Regions from separate parts of the Homo sapiens genome. Here all the other regions are linked to region 2. A link is an interaction called in ENCODE POLR2A ChIA-PET data of the cell type or tissue named here. Cell type or tissue: Panc1. All regions are shown on one strand. Each heading gives the region's core, and the rest is flanking DNA. Links, peaks and the distances in the headings are about the cores only.

Evidence for each region. ChIA-PET counts read pairs that join two places held together with the same protein. Peaks named below come from ENCODE experiments on the same cell type or tissue, not always from the same donor. Only the 100,000 strongest peaks of a DNase experiment are listed, where the experiment ranks them.
Region 1: POLR2A ChIA-PET joins it to region 2 with 13 read pairs; 3 of 35 experiments call an interaction of 5 or more read pairs at or near these places.
Region 3: POLR2A ChIA-PET joins it to region 2 with 16 read pairs; 2 of 35 experiments call an interaction of 5 or more read pairs at or near these places.

Annotation. Positions count from the first base shown.
Region 1 is chr19:38,974,229-38,981,475 of GRCh38, reverse strand. It overlaps FBXO17 (F-box protein 17), which reads left to right and starts at 5,734. Exons shown (of 6, transcript NM_024907.7): 1 at 5,734-5,890. RefSeq lists enhancers at 3,188-3,287, 3,738-3,787. In Panc1, for the core only: no CTCF peak of the experiment used is centred there; DNase peaks (open chromatin) are centred at 3,273, 4,795, 5,275 and 6,085; H3K4me3 peaks cover 1,838 bases; H3K27ac peaks cover 3,475 bases.
Region 2 is chr19:38,812,435-38,818,401 of GRCh38, reverse strand. LGALS4 (galectin 4) reads left to right here and starts at 5,457. Exons shown (of 10, transcript NM_006149.4): 1 at 5,457-5,560; 2 at 5,883-5,967. The coding sequence starts at 5,516. ECH1 (enoyl-CoA hydratase 1) reads left to right here. Exons shown (of 10, transcript NM_001398.3): 4 at 827-951; 5 at 1,038-1,086; 6 at 1,273-1,337; 7 at 1,879-1,949; 8 at 2,047-2,118; 9 at 2,395-2,545; 10 at 2,685-2,980. The coding sequence ends at 2,789. RefSeq lists a silencer at 2,447-2,647. In Panc1, for the core only: no CTCF peak of the experiment used is centred there; no DNase peak of the experiment used is centred there; H3K27ac peaks cover 312 bases.
Region 3 is chr19:38,450,384-38,457,318 of GRCh38, reverse strand. RYR1 (ryanodine receptor 1) reads right to left here. Exons shown (of 106, transcript NM_000540.3): 12 at 5,434-5,555; 13 at 4,305-4,500; 14 at 1,949-2,084; 15 at 1,773-1,868; 16 at 1,568-1,686. Among named protein-coding and RNA genes, the nearest start is that of RYR1, 20 kb to the right of the region's middle. RefSeq lists a silencer at 1,963-2,163 and an enhancer at 4,005-4,532. In Panc1, for the core only: no CTCF peak of the experiment used is centred there; no DNase peak of the experiment used is centred there.

The sequences.
Region 1 (7,247 bases), core at 1,290-6,289, 160 kb before region 2:
ATTTCTTTTGTCTTCTAAAGGCTCATAATGTAGGAGTCTGCAGGGCCAGGCTCCCGGCTGAGTGCTTCGAGAGGATCATCCCAGGAGTTGCCACCGATGCAGGATTTTTCTCAGCCACATTGCTGCCCAGAGACCTCTGGCCAGCAATGCCACTGCCCTGGCCTTGCACTGTTCCCAGGTTTGTTGCAGGAGGCACCCTGCCCACTCAGCCCACCAGGGCACAGCTGGATTGCACTCTGGCATGGATCCCACAGCCACCGTGACTTTGCACTCAGCCCCTGGGTGGGAGGGGGTGTGTGAACTAGCAAGTGTGGGGTCCCACTGGCCCCTGCAAGCACTGACACAGGGGCAGGCTCCATGTAGGGTTTGTGGCTGGACCAGGTGTGTTGCAAGCGGCTCCCACTGTGTACTCTGGCGTTCAGACAAGGAGAACACGGCGGCACCCAAACAGGGAAGCCCATGACCCTGAAGTCCCAGAGGTGGTGTTATAGCATGCTAACAGCTCTGTTAGTCCCTCCACAGCCTGACGAAAGGAGGCATGTTAGTAGTTCTGTTATGTTGCCCCACTCTGGCCTGTAGCTCCAGGGCTGGCCTGGTCTTGCCACTGCTTTCTGTTGCATGGGGTGGCCGCTAGGCACCAATCGTGGGGAGCTATGGTGCTACTGCCTTCTTTGTACCTACATTCGGCAGGGTCCCAAGTTCTTGTCCCACGTCCAAGAAGAATGAGATCACACTTACAATCCAAGGGTGAGAAGGGTGGAGAAGATTTTTATTATTAAGTGACATAAAAGCTCTCAGCAGAGAGGGGATGTGAGGGTAGTCCCCCACCTGAAGTCAGGTGGTCTCTCCCTCAGTGTGGCTGGGTCTGGGGCTTTTATGGACTTAGAATGGGGGAGTGCATGCTGATTGGTTTGTGAGTATGCAAAAGAGGCTAAAACAAAGGCACCATTCAAAGATGGGCATGACAGTGTAAAAAACCAATTACGGGCTGGGTGTGGTGGCTCACACCTGTAATCCCAGCACTTTGGGAGGCCAGGGCAGGCAGATCACCTGAGGTCAGGAGTTTGAGACCAGGCTGGCCAACATGGTAAAACCCTGTCTCTATTAAAAATTCAAAAATGAGCCAGGCGTGGTAGCGGGCACCTGTAATCCCAGCTACTTGGGAGGCTGAGGCAGGAGAATTGCTTGAACCCAGGAGGCGGAGGTTGCAGTGAACCAAGATCATGCCACTGGACTCCAGCCTGGGCAACAGAGCGAGACTCCATCTCAAAAAAAGAAAGAAAAGAAAAAAAAATTAGGGAAGGGTAGGTACATGTAAAATAGATGAAGGGTGGGGAGGAATCAGAGGAAAGTGCACCAAACAGGAAGACAAGTTCTCAATCTGGTCCGTGGATTTATCTGAGACTTGCAGCTTGGCCTTCAGGCTTAAAACTGTCTTTGGCTTGAAGATGAGGTTTCACTGGGGAACCACCCCTATCTGCCAAGGGATTTGACTGCCTCCTGCCACTATCACCACCACAGATAACCACAAGCCAGGATATTAACGTTATGGATGATGGGCCCAGGCAATGCACTGCACAAGGTAAGGGACTGTGAGAACACGTGCCCTATAGCGTAGGCCATCTCTCCAGAGGCTGGAAAGTTAGATTTGTATGTGACATCCGTCCATTTTTCACTGTTTGCAATAATTGCACCATTTTTTTTTTGAGTCGGAGTCTCACTTTGTCGCCTAGGCTGGAGTGCAGTGGAGCAATCTCAGCTGACTGCAGCCTCTACCTCCTGGGTTCAAGTGATCTTCACACCTCAACATCCCAAGTAGCTGGGATTACAGGCATCTGCCACCACTCCAGGCTAATTTTTGTATTTATATTTGTATTTTTTTATATTTATTTATTTTTGAGACAAACTTTTGTTCTGTCACCCAGGCTGGAGTGCAGTGGCACGATCTCAGCTCACTGCAACCTCCGCCTCCTGGGTTCAAGTGATTCTCCTGCCTCAGCCTCCCAAGTAGCTGGAACCACAGGTGCCCTCCACCACACCTGGCTAATTTTTGTATTTTTAGTAGAGACAGGATTTCACTATATTGGCCAGGCTAGTCTCAAACTCCTGACCTTCTGATCCGCCCGACTTGGCCTCCTAAAGTGCTGGGATTACAGGAGTGAGCCACTGCACTGGCCCATTGCACCATTTTTAAAACACAACACCTGACCAGTAATTGCAGAAAAATGGGCAAAGGTGATTAATGACAAACTATGTAGAAAGAAATGCAAATAGCTCTTAAACACATGAAAAGATGACCAATGTCCTCATCTTAGGAGAAATGCGAAGGAAGATACCAGGGCAATACCTTTTTTTGTTTTCTTTTGACTTCTTAGATAGGCAAAGATGTAAACTTCGTTTGTTTGTTTGTTTGTTTTGAGACAGAGTCTTGCTGTGTTGCCCAGGCTAGAGTGCAGTGGCACAATCTCAGCTCAGTGCAACCTCCGCCTCCTGGGTTCAAGCAATCCTCCTGCCTCAGCCCTCCTAGTAGCTGGGACTGCAGACACATGCCACCACACCCAGCTAATTTTTGTATTTTTAGTAGAGACGGGGTTTTGCCATGTTGGCCAGGCTGGTCTCAAACTCCTGACCTCAGGTGATCCGCCTGCCTTGGCCTCCCAAAGTGTTGGGATTACAGGCGTGAGCCACCGCGCCCGGCCTGTTTATTTGTCTTGAGATAGAGTCTTGCTCTGTCACTCAGGCTGGAGTACAGTGGCACCATTACAGCTCACTGCAGCCTTAACCTCCCAGGCTCAGGCGGTCCTCCTGCCTCAGCCCCCCAAGTAGCTAGAACCACAGTCACACACCATCATAGCCAGGTAATTTTTAAATTTTTTGTAGAGATGGGGGTCTCACTATGTTGCACAGGCTGGTCTTGAACTCCTGGTCTCAAGTGATCCTGCTGCCTCCCAAAGCACTAGGATTACAGACATGAGCCACCGTGCCCGGCCAATGTAAACATTTGATAACACATCAGATTGGCAAATGTCAGGGCCTCCTAGTTCAGTTCTTCTTGGTTGATGGGAATGACAGTTGAGGTTTTATTGTGATAGAAGGCTTTAGATTTAATTGGGTAGAAACAGGCCTTGCTCAGCAGAAAGAGCTGCAAAGTAGGCACATCAGCCTGCACCATGTGAGGAGACACCAGGAACAAATGTGACTCCGAGGGAAAGCACGACCAAGACCATAAATAAAACCTCTCTTCCTGTTCAGATCCAAGCACATGGACAGGCTCTGAGTGACAACCGCATTCAGTGGGCTGCCCTGCTAGAGGTTCCCCAGGCCTCTCCACCGGTCCTGAATCATCAGCCTTCCTGAAACTGGCTCTGACCTAAAGCCGAAACCTCAGCAGGTCTGAGGCGGTTACCAGGGCTCCTTATATTGGGTGAGTCAAATCACACTCCCTGCAGGAAAGGAGTCTAAAAACTAGAATACCAATAATAAAGAAACAAGGCCAGATGCAGTGGCTTATGCCTGTAATCCCAGCATTTTGGGAGGCCAAGGCAGGCGGATTGTTGAGCTAATGAGTTCGAGACCAGCCTGGGCAGCATGGCGAAACCTCATCTCTACAAAAAATACAAAGATTAGCCGGGCATGGTGGCGTGCCCCTGTAGTCCCAGCTACTTGAGGGGCTGAGGTGGGAGGATCACTTGAGCCCAGGAGATCAAGGCTGCAGTGAGCTGTGATCATGCCACTGCACTCCAGCCTGGGTAACAGAGCCAGACGCTGACTCAAAAATAAATCAATAAATGAAAAATAAACAATTCCACTTTTTGTAATAATAACAATAAAGAAACAAGCTCAAGTCCATGGGTATCAGCACACTGGTGACACGTGTCAGCACAAGTATGCATTAGCTTTGTAATCATTATAATAACACACAATTGCTTTGTCTATTTGTTAAGGTATTTACAACAATCGCAAACATCTGACATTAGATTTGGGAAGGCTTTAAGCGATGGCTTTTGGAAGGAATGTTGAAATGATTAGGGAAATCTGGTTTCGAGGAAGACTTAGAGGAACAACTGTTTAATGTTTTATCAAAGAACAAAGATTAGTTAGTATTCTTGTCCCTACATATGCAAGCCCCTGGATGTCAGAGAATTGAGCAGCATGAAGAAATGGCTACTTACGGCCAGGCGTGGTAGCTCACGCTTGTAATCCCAGTACTTTGGGAGGCCAAGACAGGCAGATCACCTGAGGTCAAGAGTTCGAGACCAGCCTGGCCAACATGGCCAAACCCCCTCTCTACTAAAAATACAAAAATTAGCCAGGCGTGGTGGCGCGTTCCTGTAATCCCAGCTACTCGGGAGGCTGAGGCACAAGAATTGCTTGAGCCCGGGAGGTGGAGCTTGCAGTGAGCCAAGATCTAGCCACTGCACTCCAGCCTGGGCAACAGAGCGAGACTCCGTCTCAAAAAACTAAAATAAAATAAATAAACCCCCCAAAATCCGGAATGCAAAACAAACCTAGGCCTACGCCTTTCACATAAGGAACTGCGTGTGGATCTGTGCTAAAAACTCTACCAATAATACAGTAATTTTACAACCCACAGCAGAAAATGCTTTCAAAGGCGGTTGTTACAAATAATGTAATAGTAGTCAAATTAGCGTTGGCTCTGAGTCCAGCACTGTGCTCCGCGCTGCACACGCAGTCTCACGCCGTCCTCACGATGGCGCTGTGGGGCCTGGCTGAGGTTTCTAGGGGAAGGGGCTTTAGGGAATCCAGGCTCTCTGGCTGTGTGACCCCTCCAAGCTAGCGACTTGGACTACGTGCAACAGACCAGGTATCTCTGGACTTCAGTTTCTCGGGAGAGGCGTCCATGAGGAGGTCATGCATACAAAGCATTTAGCACAGTGGCAGATATGAGCCAGTGGGCCTGGAGAATGATTTACCAGCGTGGGGGAGGCCTGGCTTCCAGAAAACTAGCTCTGGGGTGTCTGAGATCAGTCACCTTGAGGTCCCTGGTGCAATCTAGGGCCATCAGAAGGGACTGCAAAGACCCAAGGGCAGAGGTAAAGGGAGAAAATGGGTCGCGGCCCCAGCCTGACCGAAACTGAACCTCCGGATTAATTCAGTTGTCTATAGCTGGGGGGATGGGGAGGACAGGGGAGTCCTAAGGTGGAAGGGTACAGGTTTGTCATTGCCACAGAGAGTGCGTGTGGTGAAGGGATTTAATTTAAGATCAGCCCCGGGCTTCTGAGAATCTGGCCCTGGGAAGCAACGTAAATACAAGAAAATCCCTGTGGCCAGGGACTTTGATCCAAGTGTTTCGAATCAGGCCCTGGGTCGGGCTCACAGCTAAGCGGTTTACCAACCGTGGACCTGTGCAGGATCCCATGGATGTGAGGGGTGGAGACGGCCGCAAGCAGGAGGCCAGGACCAGAAGGAAACGGAATTTGGGTGGGGGTGGGGAGCTAGGACCAGTCCCCCCGCGGGGGCGTCTTGGGGATGTGGAACTCGCACACCCAGAGGAGGTGGCTCTCCCAGGGGTGGGCCCCGGATCCTAGGGGCGCGGGGCTGGCCCCGCTCCCCGCTGGCCTCGCGGCAACTGGGCCTCCCCCTCGCTGCACGCAGCCCTCCAAGCTCCCCCGCCCGCCCGCCCTCGCTCCCGCTGGGCCCCGCAGCCGGAGGAGGGGCGGCCTCCCGCCCCCGCCCGCTGGATCTCAGAGTCGCCGCCCCCGGCGCCGGGCTGCAGCCGCCACGCCCCGGGAGAGGACCGACCGCCCAGACCGCCGGTCCCGGGGCCCCCTGGGCCACGCCGATCACGGGGAGCCCCTCGACTGCCTCCCAGAACAAAGTGGGAAAGGGAAGCTTAGCCCGCCGCTGCCGCCTCCGAGCAGCCCGCCAGGTGAGCGCCGGGACAGGTAGGGGACCCAGGTCGGGACCCAAGCGTCAGTCCCGTTCTCGCCCACAGCTGGGGCGCCCCGGGAAGGATTCCCGCGCCAGGCCCTGCCCGGAGGGGCGGGTCCCTGGGAGTCCCATAACCCGCAGCGTCGCTTTCCCGGGCCCTCCCTCGGCCTGAGGCTCCTTTAAACCCAAAGTTATACAAATGCACGTTAGAAAGCCCTAAATCTGGAAGGGCTTTGCTTTGAACGTGGGTGTTCGAACGCCCAGGCCTCTCCATCCCTGCGCTCGTCCGCGGAGGCCACCATCCAAAACCCCTGCCAAACGCTGCAAACCAACACGTGGGCGCAACAGCCCGGGGAAGGCCAGGCCGCTTTTTACCGTTGCTGGATTTTCTGTCTTCTGGCCGTCAGTCCCTTCGCAGAATCTGTGAATCAGAAGCCTTGGAGGGCGGTTTCTCGATTTAGCAACTTGGGCACATTATGTGTTTCGCTGCGGCCCCAACCCTCAATTTAAATTTTGTTCTGCCAAGTTACTTTTGCAATGTTCAGTGATATGTTCGAAAGCTCTGTATACTGCCTCTTCAACTTTAGACAGCGTCTATTTACTCCATATTTTGAAAGACAAATATTATGGGAGTCTAGTTGTAAAATAAATAATACTTCTTTAAAAATGTTCCAGTAATACACGACACTCAGACACGTAGGACAGGACAGAGCTTTGCATGGAAAACAACACGCCTTTAAACAACAACCTCTCCCTCACCACCGCCCCCAACCCCTGTCGGCCAAATACATTTTTTTGTTAACTACATTACTTTTCAAAAATGGCAAGAAGTAACTCGTGATCGCTGGTGCCTCGTTTTTAACTTTTTCCACTTTTTATTCCTCTGGTATCTATTTCCAAATCTTTACAGCATATTTTTGGATTGTTATTTCTTATTTCATCAACTTTTAGACAACGCGTCCATGGATCCCTTGCTAAAAATAGGAGACAACTTTGATCATCTCCGTGGTTTTCCTCCTCCCTATATAATCACCTCCCTGTATAGTCAGGACATTACTTTCGGCTTCTCTATTGGCTACTTTTCTAACATAAAATAATTTTTTTAACTTGTATTTATTGTTCCATTAAATATACCTAGTATCTGTTGACTCTCTTTTTGTAAGGCTTGGCTAAGGAGCTTCTTTTTAAAAAATATATTTTTAGGCCGGGCGTGCGCGGTGGCTCACGCTTGTAATCCCAGCACTCTGGGAGGCCGAGGCGGGCGGATCACCTGAGGTCAGGAATTCAAGACCAGCCTGGCCAACATGAACCCCGTCTCTACTAAAAGTACAAAAATTAGCCAGGCGTGGTGGTAG
Region 2 (5,967 bases), core at 968-5,967:
CAGGGAGAGCAGGGTGGGCTCATGGAGAACAACTGATGCAGGAAAGGTCAGATTCAGGATCATCTTGAAGTTGGAGCCACAGAAATTGCTGCATCGTGAGATGTTTCTCATCTCAGGAAACATCACCACCATTGACTGCATTGCTCACGCTGCAGACCTTGAGTCCCAGGCTGTCTGGCATCTTGGGGAAAAGCATGGCCTCTGGAGCCAGCTGCATGGTTCCAGATTTTAAAATCCTACTTCTGATGCGGCATGGTGGCTCACACGTGTAATCCCAGTGCTTTGGGATGCCAAGGTGGGAGGATCGCTTGAGCCCAGGAGTTCAAGAGCAGCCTCGGCACAGTCCCAGCCACTCAGGAGGCTGAGGTGGGAGGATTGCTTGAACCTGGGAGTTCGAGGCTGCAGTGAGCCATGATCGTGCCACTGCACTCTAGCTGGTATAACAGAGTGAGACCCTGTCTCTAAAAACATTAATGAGTTAATTTAAATAGTTCATTACTCACTACTCACCAGCCAGTGTGACCCCCTTGGGCAAGTGCTTAACCTCTCTGTGCCTTAGTTTACCCATTGGTAACACAAATAGTAATAGGACCTAGCTGGTACGGTTGCTGTGAGGATTCTGTGAGTAATGACTCCACAAATATTAGCTTTTATTTCCTTCCCACCCAACATGCAATCAATCCCTCACCAAGTCCTGTGTGAGTTGTTTTTTTTCCGCCTTGGTGGTTTGGGGGTTCGAACCTGCTGTGCCTGGGTTCTGATCCCTGGTTGAGTCAATGGGTGGGGCCTGGGAGCCTGGATGAGCTCCATCATGCCTTCTCACCAGGTATTGACCTGATGGACATGGCTTCGGACATCCTGCAGCCCAAAGGAGATGATGTGGCCCGGATCAGCTGGTACCTCCGTGACATCATCACTCGATACCAGGAGACCTTCAACGTCATCGAGAGGGTGACTCTAGGGGTCTGGAGGGGATCTTTCTCCATACGCGCCTCCCCTGGGCCAGCCCTGACCCCACTCTTCCTGTTCCCTCTCAGTGCCCCAAGCCCGTGATTGCTGCCGTCCATGGGGGCTGCATTGGCGGAGGTGAGTCTGCGGCTATCCTCCTGCTCGGGTGCTCCCCAGGTGGGGCTGCTGCTCCGATGCCGCGGCCACTGGCATCCAGCCTCAGCTCTGTCATGGGCCAGACTGTGTCCCAAGAGGCAGCCCCACCTCCCGGGAGCCAGGGTTGGTTCTGGTGGTCATTCAGCATCCCTGGCCTCTACCTCCTAGGTGTGGACCTTGTCACCGCCTGTGACATCCGGTACTGTGCCCAGGATGCTTTCTTCCAGGTGAAGGTGAGTCATCCTCCCGAGCTCCTGCTTAGAGCTGGGCAGTGGGGTGAGGTTGGGGGGCCTGGAGTGAGCCTCGAGGGCTTCATGGAAGAGTCGGAGTTGAACCCGACAAAGTAAGACTTGCCCATAGAGGAAGTCAAGAGGTGAAGTTGTGAGTGGGTAAGGTATGAGGTGGGGTTGAGGCTGGCAGGTGTCAGAGGCAGAGATTGCTCCTGGGGCCATACTGGTGAGGGTGGGAGGCAGGATGGAGCCGGGGGATGCAGTAAAGGGGTCTCAGGTAGGGTGAGGAGGGTTCCTCTCTCACAGATGGAGCTGCCCTGAGGGAATGGGAGGGTGCATGAGTGGGAAGGTGGGCTCTATTCTAGGTTGAAGGAACTTGCCTGAGTCAAGAAGCTGCCTGGGCAATGGAATGGGACTTTGGAGGAAGTCACTGGGGTGAAGGTGGGGCGGGACTCTCCAGTAGACATGAAATTTCATGGACGTTGACATTGCGAGGGGCACAGTATTGGGCAGAAACCAAACACTGACCCGATTCCTCCCCCAGGAGGTGGACGTGGGTTTGGCTGCCGATGTAGGAACACTGCAGCGCCTGCCCAAGGTCATCGGGAACCAGAGGTGGGTGCAGGGGGTGTGGGGGTGTGGGCAGGAGACCCCAGAGCATCTCCCAGCCCCGGGGTGGCAGCCGCCTCCTGATGCACGCTTGCCTTTGCAGCCTGGTCAACGAGCTGGCCTTCACCGCCCGCAAGATGATGGCTGACGAGGCCCTGGGCAGTGGGCTGGTCAGGTAGGGCCATGGCCGTGGTAGCTCAGTGCTGGGGGCAGCCAGGCCTGGAGGGTTGGAGGCCTCTCCGGGTCCCCTTGTCTCCTCGCTCTAGAATTCCTAGTGGCATCCTTTCTTGGTGAGCTCATTTCTTTATTGTGGGGTCAGCCCCCTGCTCTGATTGGGCTGTTTCTCTGGGGTCTTGGGCCTTCCTCTGTGAGTGGCCACTTCTTCATCTGCGGGAGGCTGGAGGAGAGAGCCCTTCCCAGCCCACCCGGTCCCTGATCTCTTTCACTGCAGCCGGGTGTTCCCAGACAAAGAGGTCATGCTGGATGCTGCCTTAGCGCTGGCGGCCGAGATTTCCAGCAAGAGCCCCGTGGCGGTGCAGAGCACCAAGGTCAACCTGCTGTATTCCCGCGACCATTCGGTGGCCGAGAGCCTCAACTACGTGGTAAGGTGCACGCTCCGACCAATCACAGCCCTCCTCTAACCCCAGGCGACCAACCAGGGTGCAGGGTGCTCTCATGCTTTATCCTGATTGGCCCCTGCTAATCTCTCTCCTCGTTCTCTCTCAACACCCTCGGTACCAGGCGTCCTGGAACATGAGCATGCTGCAGACCCAAGACCTCGTGAAGTCGGTCCAGGCCACGACTGAGAACAAGGAACTGAAAACCGTCACCTTCTCCAAGCTCTGAGAGCCCTCGCGTCCCAGGCCCCAGCCAGGGGGCCGGCCTTGTCCCGCCTCATCCACAGAAAGGGAGGATGGGCGATGACAGTTGTTTCTATGCCTTCTGACCCAGTTTCCCAGTTTATAACTTTATGACAATGAGTTTCTCAAGCCCAAGGCCTTATCTTCACCCCACAAACAATAAAGCAAAGTAAAGAACCTGGTGCCCTTCTTGGATAGAGGAGAGGTGGGAGGGGCTGGGATGCACCTAGGGGCTCCAGAGACTGCAGTCCTGAAGGCTGGGGCTAGAGGTTGGATGCATGGGAATGGGTGGCATGGAGGTGATGGCCATTCAGACTGGCAGCGGGCAGGCGAGGGGCACAAGGAATTCCGGGGCGGAGGGAGTGAGCAAAAGTCGCTGGGGTCCCTCTGGGTTGCAAGGCTTCCTGGTCTCCCTGCCTGCCCTGGGGTTGAGGGTGGCGTTCGTGCCCTGCCTGGCACCTCTCACTGCACAGCACATGGGATCTGATGCTGGCGTCTCACACCTGTAATCCCAGCACTTTTGGAGGCTGACGCAGGTGGATTGCCTGAGCTCAGGAGTTTGCAACCAGCCTAGTCAACATGTTGAAACCCAGTCTCTACTAAAAATACAAAAATTAGCTAGGTGTGGTGGCAGGTGCCTCTAGTCCCAGCTACTCGGGAGGCTGAGGCAGGAGAATCCTTGAACCCAGGAGGTGAGTTTGCAGTGAGCTGAGATCATGCTGCTGCAGTCCAGCCTGGGTGACAGAGTGAGACTCTGTCTCAAAAAAAGAAAAAACAAAACAAAAAAGGACTTTGGGGTTTCTGGCCGGGTGCAGTGGCTCATGCCTGTAATTCCAGCACTTTGGGAGGTTGAGGCAGGTGGATCACTTGAGGTCAGGAGTTTGAGACCAGCCTGGCCAACATGGCAAAACCTGGTCTCTACTAAAAATACAAAAATTAGCCAGGCGTGGAGTAAGCCTGTAATCCCAGCTATTCAGAAGGCTGAGGCAGGAGAATCCCTTGAACCTGGGAGGTGGAGGTTGCAGTGAGCTGAGATGGTGCCACTGCACTGCAGCCTGGGTGATAGAGCAAGACTCTGTCTCAAAAATGAGCAAACAAAACTTTGGGATTTTTTATCCATATATCATCCCAATCTTCCGGATTTATGTTTGGAATGACTGCAAGAGACCAAGCATTAAGTTAATGACTTCTATATGCTATGTCCTGTTCTGAGCATTTATTATCTTAATGATCAAGGACTCTATGAAGTTGATACTATTATGATTATTATTATTATGACTATTATTGTTGCTATTTTTAGAGACGGACTCTTAGTCTGTCACCCAGGCTGGAGTGCAGTGGCATGATCATAGCTCACTGTAACCTTAACTCCTGGGTTCAAGCGATCCTCCTGCCTCAGCCTCTGAGTAGCTAGGAATACAGATGTGTGCTACCATGCCCAGCTAATTTTTATTTTATTTTTGTAGAGATGGGGGTCTCACTATGTTGCCCAGGCTGGTCTTGAACTCCTGGGCTCAAGCAGTCCTCCTGCTTCAGCTTCCCAAATTGCTGGGATTGTAGGCACAAGCCACCACACCCAGCCTAAGGTTGATACTACTCTTTTCTTTATTTATTTATTTTTCTGAGTGGCAGTTGGACCCACAGCTAGAACTTATTTGGCAGATTAATAACATACAGGCATTACTGGATCACAAATTCATTTTTAAAATATTTTGATAGCTATTCAATACTTGTTTCCTCTCTTATGAATTCCTTTTTTTTTTTTTTTTTTTTTGAAACAGAGTCTCCATCTGTCATCCAAGCTGGAGTGCAGTGGCGTGACCTTGGCTCACTGCACTCTCCTCCACTCAGGTTCAAGTGATTCTCCTGCCTCAGCCTCCAAGTAGATGGGATTATAGGCACCCACCACCATGCCTGGCTAATTTTTGTATTTTTAGTAGAGACTGGGATTTTGCCAGGCTGGTCTCGAACTCCTGCCCTCAGGTGATCCATCCACCTCGGCCAGTCAAAGTGCTGGGATTACAGGCATGAGCCACTGCACCCAGCCGATACTACTATATCCCCATTTTACAGATGAGCACATGGGCAAATTGAGGGTAAGGCACTGACCCATGATCATACAGCTGAGAAGTGGCAAAGGCAGGATTTGAACCTAGAACCTCTGGCTCCACACACTAGTAATCTAAACCACTCTCCCTACAATACAACATACGTGGTAAAGATGTGTGGTGGGCACGCAATCAACGTAGGTCCCTTCACAGTTGCTGGGAGAGGCAGGAATTTGCAGTTCCTCCGCGTTCTCCTCCTCCGCTGCCCACCTGTCCTGGGTCATTCCTGCAGCCTGCCCTGCCCTGCCTGGTCTCACCCTCCCTCTGCCAACAGAAGTCTGGGCAGGGTTTTATGGGCTCTGATAAGGCCCTGGCAGGGCCGAAGTTCATGAGCACTTCCTCTTTGCAGGAGGGCGTAGGGGAGGGGACCCAGGTGATTTGGGTCCTGGCTGGTCACCAGGGAAGCTGGCAAGGGAAGGGAGACTAGGGTGCGCTCTAGGAGAAGCCGACAGCCTGAGAGTCCCAGAAGAGGAGCCCTGTGGACCCTCCCCTGCCAGCCACTCCCTTACCCTGGGTATAAGAGCCACCACCGCCTGCCATCCGCCACCATCTCCCACTCCTGCAGCTCTTCTCACAGGACCAGCCACTAGCGCAGCCTCGAGCGATGGCCTATGTCCCCGCACCGGGCTACCAGCCCACCTACAACCCGGTGAGATGCCAGCTCAGGCCCCACTCCGCCCGCAGCTCCGTCCATAAGCCCTCACACCAATTTTCCCCACTCTGATCCTGGGGGGCCCCATCTGACTCTGTGGTCTGATTTACCCAAAGCTGACCCCGACCCTCGATTTACTCCTACCCTGACCTCAGGCTGTCTGTGTCCACGTCTAACTGTTGGCCCTCGTCATCTTCAACCTGGTCCTCCCCCATGGTTTCCTCTCTCCTGCTTAAGGGACTGGGGGGCTTTTCTGGGAGGGGTAAAGGCTGCAACAGGCAGATGGCTTGTGAGTCCCCTCACCAGGCCTCTTCTCCAGACGCTGCCTTACTACCAGCCCATCCCGGGCGGGCTCAACGTGGGAATGTCTGTTTACATCCAAGGAGTGGCCAGCGAGCACATGA
Region 3 (6,935 bases), core at 21-5,020, 360 kb after region 2:
CAAAGAGGAAGATCTGGCAAGAGGCTGAGGGAGGGTCACATGAGTTGGGATAAGGTATCAGCAATGTAAGGAAGGAGATACTGGAGTAGTGAGGTAAGAGGTCAGAAGGCAGACTGAAACGACCAGTGAGAGACACAGGAATCAAGATGAAATTTTAAATCAGCAGGGGTTGCAAACTTGTGTCTTTAGGGGCCAAGTGGAAAATGTATTAGGCTGGAGCAAAAGTAATTCTGGTTTTTGTTATTCCTTTTTTTTTTTTTTTTTTTTTTTTTGGAGATGGAGTCTGGCTCTGTCGCCCAGGCTGGAGTGCAGTGGCGCAATCTCAGCTCACTGCAAGCTCTGCCTCCCGGGTTCACATCATTCTCCTGCCTCAGCCTCCCGAGTAGCTGGGACTACAGGCGCCTGCCACCATGCCTGGCTAATTTTTTGTATTTTTAGTAGAGACAGGGTTTCACCGCATTAGCCAGGATGGTCTCGATCTCCTGACCTCGTGATCCGCCCGCCTTGGCCTCCCAAAGTGCTGGGATTACAGGCGTGAGCCACCATGCCCGGCTGTCATTCCTTTTAATAGCAAAACTGCAATTACTTTTGCTCCGACTGAATAAATGTGTGAAGTGGTTAGAAATAATGCAACAGGAACTTGTAGGGCTATGGCAAACTACAGAGTGTGTGTATATATATACAGTCCACCTAGAGGCTGTAATATTTGAAAATTTTAAAAACATTTCAGCGCCACCGGTGGGGCACGGTGGCTCACACCTGTAATCCCAGCACTTTGGGAGGCCAAAGTGGGTGGATCACCTGAGGTCAGGAGTTCGAGACCAGACTGGCCAACATGGTGAAACCCTGTCTCTACTAAAATTACAAAAATTAGCTGGGCGTGGTGGCGGGCACCTGTAATCCCAGCTACTCAGGAGGCTGAGGCAGGAGAATTGCTTGAACCCGGGAAGCAGAGGTTGCAGTGAGCTGAGATCATGCCACTGCACTCCCACTCCAGTCTGGGTGACAGAGCGAGACTCTGTATCAAAAAAAAAAAAAAAAAAATGCCAGGCGCTGGTGGTTCACGCCTGTAATTCCAGCATTTGGGAGGCTGAGGTGGACGGATCATGAAGCCAAGAGATCGAGACCATCCTGGCCAACATTGTGAAACCCTGTCTCTACTAAAAAAAAAATACAAAAATTAGCTGGGCGTGGTGGTGTGTGCCTGTAGTCCCAGCTACTTGGGAGGCCGAGGCAGGAGAATCGCTTGAACCCAGGAGGCAGAGGTTGCAGTGAGCCAAGATAGCGCCACTACACTCCAGTCTGAGCGACAGTGTGAGACTCTGTCTCAAAAAAAAAAAAAAAAAAAAAACATTTCAGAGATCTAACCAAGCACATCTGTGGCCCAGAATCAACTTAAGAGTCATTGTTTGAGACCCCTGTGTGGAGATGAAAGCCAGTGGGAGTGGCGTACAGGTGAGAGATGAGATGGAGGAGGGAAGTGAGGGAGTGAGCAGAGTTCTGGAGCCCTGGGGAGAGGCCAGCATTCAGAGTTCAGGGGATGAGAGGTCAGGGGTGAGGGGCCGACCTTGTGGTTCCTCCCATGCTTGTCCAGGAGGGAGATGATGGACTTGATGTGATTCTCCTGGATGATGTTCAGAACCTCTGGACTCTCAATGAGGACACAGTACAGGACCTCCAGGATGCCTGCCAGGGTGCCCAGAATGAGAGGTGAAGCGGCCATGCCCATCCCCTCCCACAAGCCTCTGTCCCACTCCCCCGGGTTCTCCTACCAGACGAGGCCTCCAGCCGATCCAGCTTGCTGACCAGCCAGTCCAAGTTTGTGGAGAAGAGGGCACAGTTGCTACGATTGCCACGGATTAGAGAAGCTGAGGGGGGAAGAGGTGTCAGATCCAATAGGACTGGGGATCTGGGGTGTTCTCAGGGGAGTCAGGACTGGGACCCCTACCTAGGAGTTCATAGAGAAGATTCACAATCTCTTTCCAGGACTCGGCTGCCTCCTCCCCTGCAAACTCAGCAAAGTGGGCAGCAGTGGTGTAGACATTTAGGCGGTCTATGCAATTCAGGACCATGGAGAGCATCCCCTAGGATGAGGAAAATAAGAGGCATCACAATAGGAGACCCAGGCCCTCCCTTCCTTGTCTTTCTTGGATTCACGAATTCATATTCCTTCAACAACTAGTGACGGTGTGTTCCCAGATCTAAATCAGCCCCTTTGGTTTCATATTCCCAATCAGTCCCATTGCTCTCCTCTCCTCCTTGGCTCCCCATATCTATTCTTGTCCTCTCTGACTCTATCCCCAATATGAGATTCAGTCTATGATAATTCAGTCCTTATTAACACCAGGACTGAGTTTATACTTCCCCTTCCTGCACTTTTCTCTCCATCCTACTCACTTCCAGGAACCCCACTCCCACCAACCATCCAACTGGAACCCCACTCCCACCAACTGGAGAGGCCCAGTTCATTCTCCACACCAACCATCAGAAAGATTTTTCTCACTTTATCTTTTCTTTTCTTTTTTTTTTTACATTTTAATATTTTTTCTTATTTCATTGTGAATCATAATATACATACAGAAAAGTACATAAAACATATACAATCAATTCTCATTATTCATAGTTATGTTCTATAAAGTGATTATGAAGACTGAATTATCAAATACTGAACCACTGCTTCTAGGGGAAATACAGGGAGTCCCTGAGAGTCTGTGACAGTATTTTCATCAACCACTTATTACATAACCTTGTTTTTTATGTTTCTGTTTAAAGACAGTTATTTAATATATATTGTTGAGTCATTAACATTAAATTCACAGCCAACAGTACTATAACTCATGCCTTAATTAAGCTTATCTAACACATATTTTCTCAGTAAGGCACATCATAGCTTTCTTGCACTTAGGAAAGCTAGACAGCACTTCAGCACTACACTTGGGAGACATTATAAACAGTGAAATCAACAAAAAGGACAAAACTGTCTGGGTGCAGTGGCTCACGCCTGTAATCCCAGCTCTTTGGGAGGTGGAGGCGGGTGGATCACCTGAGGTCAGGAGTTTGAGACGAGCCTGGCCAACATGGCGAAACCCCATCTCTACTAAAAATACAAAAATTAGCCAGGCGTGGTGGCTCACACCTGTAGTTTCAGCTACTTGGGAGGCTGAGGAGGCAGGAGAATCATTTGAACCTGGGAGGTGGAGGTTGCAGTGAGCCAAGATCACACCACTGCACTCCAGCCTGGGTGACAGAGAGAGACTCTGTTTCAAAAAACAAGACAAAACAAAACAATTGTTGTATCTGCATCCTGGGGCCTAGATCAGTAGTGAGAGGAGCAGTGCCTCAAAGTGGAGAGCACAACCAAAGTGGCATCACACTGACCGGCTCTGCCACTAACTAGCTGTGACTGTAGAGGACCAAAACCTCCTGTGGCTCCCAAAGCCAAAGTCCTCACCAAGGCCTGGCCCTCGTCACCTCTCTGCCCTCATTTCCTCCCACTCCCCCACCCAAGCCTCCCTGCTCCAATCACCACCTGACTGTTTCTGGAACATGCCAAACACCCGCCCACCTCATGGCCTTTGCACATGGCTTCCTCTCTTCCTCCAGGTCACCCTGTCTGACAGCTCTGTCTTAAACTGCAAAACCCCAACACTCCCTACCCCTTACCTGCTGAATTTTTCTCTTTAACAGTTATTACCATCTAATATGCCATACAATTTACTTATTTATTTTATTGATCTCCTGTCTCTCCCCGCCATGTCAACTCCATAAGGACAGAGATTTTTTTCTGTTTTGTTCACAGCTGGCCTCCCCTCCCTAATGCCCAAAGATCTATTTCTGCCTCGGCACCTCCCATACCCCACACTGATTCTGTCCGCCCACCCCACAGACCCCGCGCCAGCAGACCCCGCCCGCTGAGTCGGCAGCCCTACCTCTGACCTCTGGCCCCACTCCTGGCCTCACCTCCCCAGGCCTCACCCTATACCTGAGCTTCACATAGGCCCCGCCCCTCAGCTCTTTTATTCCATCCTTCTCTCCAGGCCCCGCCCCCTGGTCGGCCATACGCCCTGCCCCTTCCCAAAGGTCCTGCCCACCAGCACAGCAGGCCCGCCCCTCCCAAGGCCCCGCCCCATCGTGTTCTCACTGGCTGGGGTTCCTGTCCGGCTCCTTCTCCTGCCCCGCCCCCTTCTCAGACCCTACTTCCCCAGGTCCCTCAGGCCCTGCCCCGCCCAGCGCCGTGGCCCCGCCCCTCAGTGGTCCCGCCCCCTGGGCCCACAGGCCCCGCTCCGCCCTCGCCACGTCCTCACCTCCTCCTGGAAGAGGCTCTGGCGGTTGCGCAGGCTTCGCAGCTTGCTCTGCTTCTCCTCGTGCTGCAAGTCCTCGGAGGGAGGCTCGAAGTAGATGATGAGGTCCTGCAGGCTCAGGATAACGCCCTCGATGGGCAGCGCCGTGCCAGCGGGTGGCCCCGAGCCCCGTGGCTTCCCGCTGAAGCTGTCCAGGCTCCTACAGGGACCTCGCAGCTGTCAGCCACGGCTGGGAGCGCTAACTGCCGCAACGTCACTGCCGCAACCTCACTCCCGCAAGACTCCCCCAGACCCACCCGTTTTACAGAGAGGGAGACCGAGACGCAGAGAGGGAAAAGCATTTGTCCGAGGTCACACAATGGCCAAGGGCAGAGCTGGGACTGGGACTCGCTCCTGTGTAGGTACAGGGGGGTCCCGGAACTCAGGGATGGAGAGGTCCAGGGTCCAGGCTCTGGGTGTCAGGGGTGTGAAAGTTGGGTGATGATCAGGAATGTGATCATGGTTGTCAAGGTCAGATTAGGGGTCAAGTGTACAGAGGTCAGGAGTTTAGAGGTTAGGGGTCATGTGTATATTATTGTTATTATTTTTTGAGAAGGGTCTCGCTCTGTCAGTGAAGCTGGAGTATAGTGGCTCACTGCAGCCTCTGCCCCCTCGGCTCAAGCAATCCTCCTTCCTCAGCTTCCCATGCAGCTGGGACTACAGGCACGTGCCACCACACCTGGCCAATATTTTGTTATTTTTTTTATAGAGACAGGGTTTCACTATATTGCTCAGGCTGGTCTCGAACTCCTGGGCTCAAGCGATCTGCCCGCCTCAGCCTCTCAAAGTGCTAGGATTACAGGCATGAGCCACTGTGCCCAGCCTAATTTTTTTTTTTTTTTTTTTTTTTTTGGTAGAGGCGGGGTCTCCCTATGCTGCCCAGGCTGGTCTCAAGCTCCTGGGCCCAAGCGATCCTCATGCCTTGCCCTCCCAAAGTCTTGGGATTACAGGTGTGAGCCACTGCGCTTGGCCCATGTATATGTTAGACAAGGGTGTGGGCAACAGAGGTAGAGATGAAAGAGGCCAAGTGTATGGATGCCCGGAGCATGGGACAGCACAGGAGTCACCCCAGCAGGGAGGGCAGGTTGCTCACTTGATGAACTGGTTGTATAGGCCATTGGTGCTGTGGATCATGCGGGCGGCCTGGGACTCCTCCTGCTGGCAGCGGGTCAGCGACAGTGCGTCGTCCATGTGGCCCTCCTGGTGCAGCATGGCCTAGGAGTGGGGAGACAGAGGTCTGGAGTGGGCCCAGCCACCCAGGGCCATGCCCCCAAGACGTCTGTCTAGACTTGAGTTCTGCACTTGCCCCCTCCTCCCTGCTCTGCAGAATCTCACTGCAAATTCCTCCTCATTTTTCTGTCCCCCGTCATCTGTCTCCTCTGTGTCTTTGATTCTCTCTCTCCTCTCTGTCTCTCTCTGTCCCTGTTTTTGGTTTTGTCTGTCTTTGTCTCTCTATCTCTCTCACCTCTGTCCCTGCCTCTCCCTCTCTATCTCTCTATCCCTATCTCCTTCCTGTCTCTGTCTCCAGGCCAGACCCTTTCCACCTGTACCTACTGCTGACTTAACATTCCCCCCGACCAGAAAGCTCTAACCCCCAAATTGAACCTGTCCCAGATAGAATGCCAGACCACCTTTCCACGAGGTGAGACCATCATGGCTGCCAGCTTCACCCCAAGCCGACCTCCCCAGAACTCATCCAGTCTGCGGCTGTAAACACCATCCACCTGCTGATGATGCTCACGTGTCCCCACTTTGGACATGGCCCAGGCCCCGTCTCTACGCCCTTGGCTCATGTATTCAACTACAGGCCTGTTTTTGCAAACGAGTGCCTCCCCAAGGATTCCTACTTGTCCATTCAGCAAGGCTGTAGTAAGTGGCTCTGTTCTAGGCACTGGCAGTAAAGCCTAAGATCCCTGTCCTTCTGAGCCAACACTGACTGTCCCCTAACTTGGTTGATGGCACTGATACAAGAGGTAGAAAAAAATTATTTAGGCAGAGAGTAAGGGCAACAGAGTCCTCGGCAGAGTTTCCTTTCTAACGGAAAGCAGCCCCCAAAATAATTTCTTTTCTAACAAAGAGCAGCCTGGAAAATCGAGCTACAAGCTTGCATGGGGGAATGTGCCGATAGAAAAGGTATACCTGGGGCTACGCATGTCCAACATGGAGGCTCCATCTTCCCTTTATTTAGTTATTTATTTATTTATTGTTTCCACGTTGTACAGAAAAGGAATGGGCAACATGGCCAGCTCAGGCAGAGGACCCGCTTGTACAATAAAAGCTTAGGGTGGAGGCAGCCAGAAATTTGTGCCCTATGCAAATGGCACAACTGGTCCAACCAGTCTTTTGCACCCTAGGTAAATCAGATACCACCTCCCCACCAGCTCATCTGTAAAGCCCCCTGCATTTCACCATGGAACCCCCTGCATTTCAACCCATTTTTCTGGGACCCTTCTCTGCAGTAGAGAGCTCCTTCTTTCGCCTATTAAATGTCCCCTCTTAACCTCACTCTTTGTGTGTCTGCGTCCTTGTTCTCTGTGGCTGTGAGACCACAAACCTTGGGTGATACTCCAGACAATGAGGCTGTTTCAGCACTTC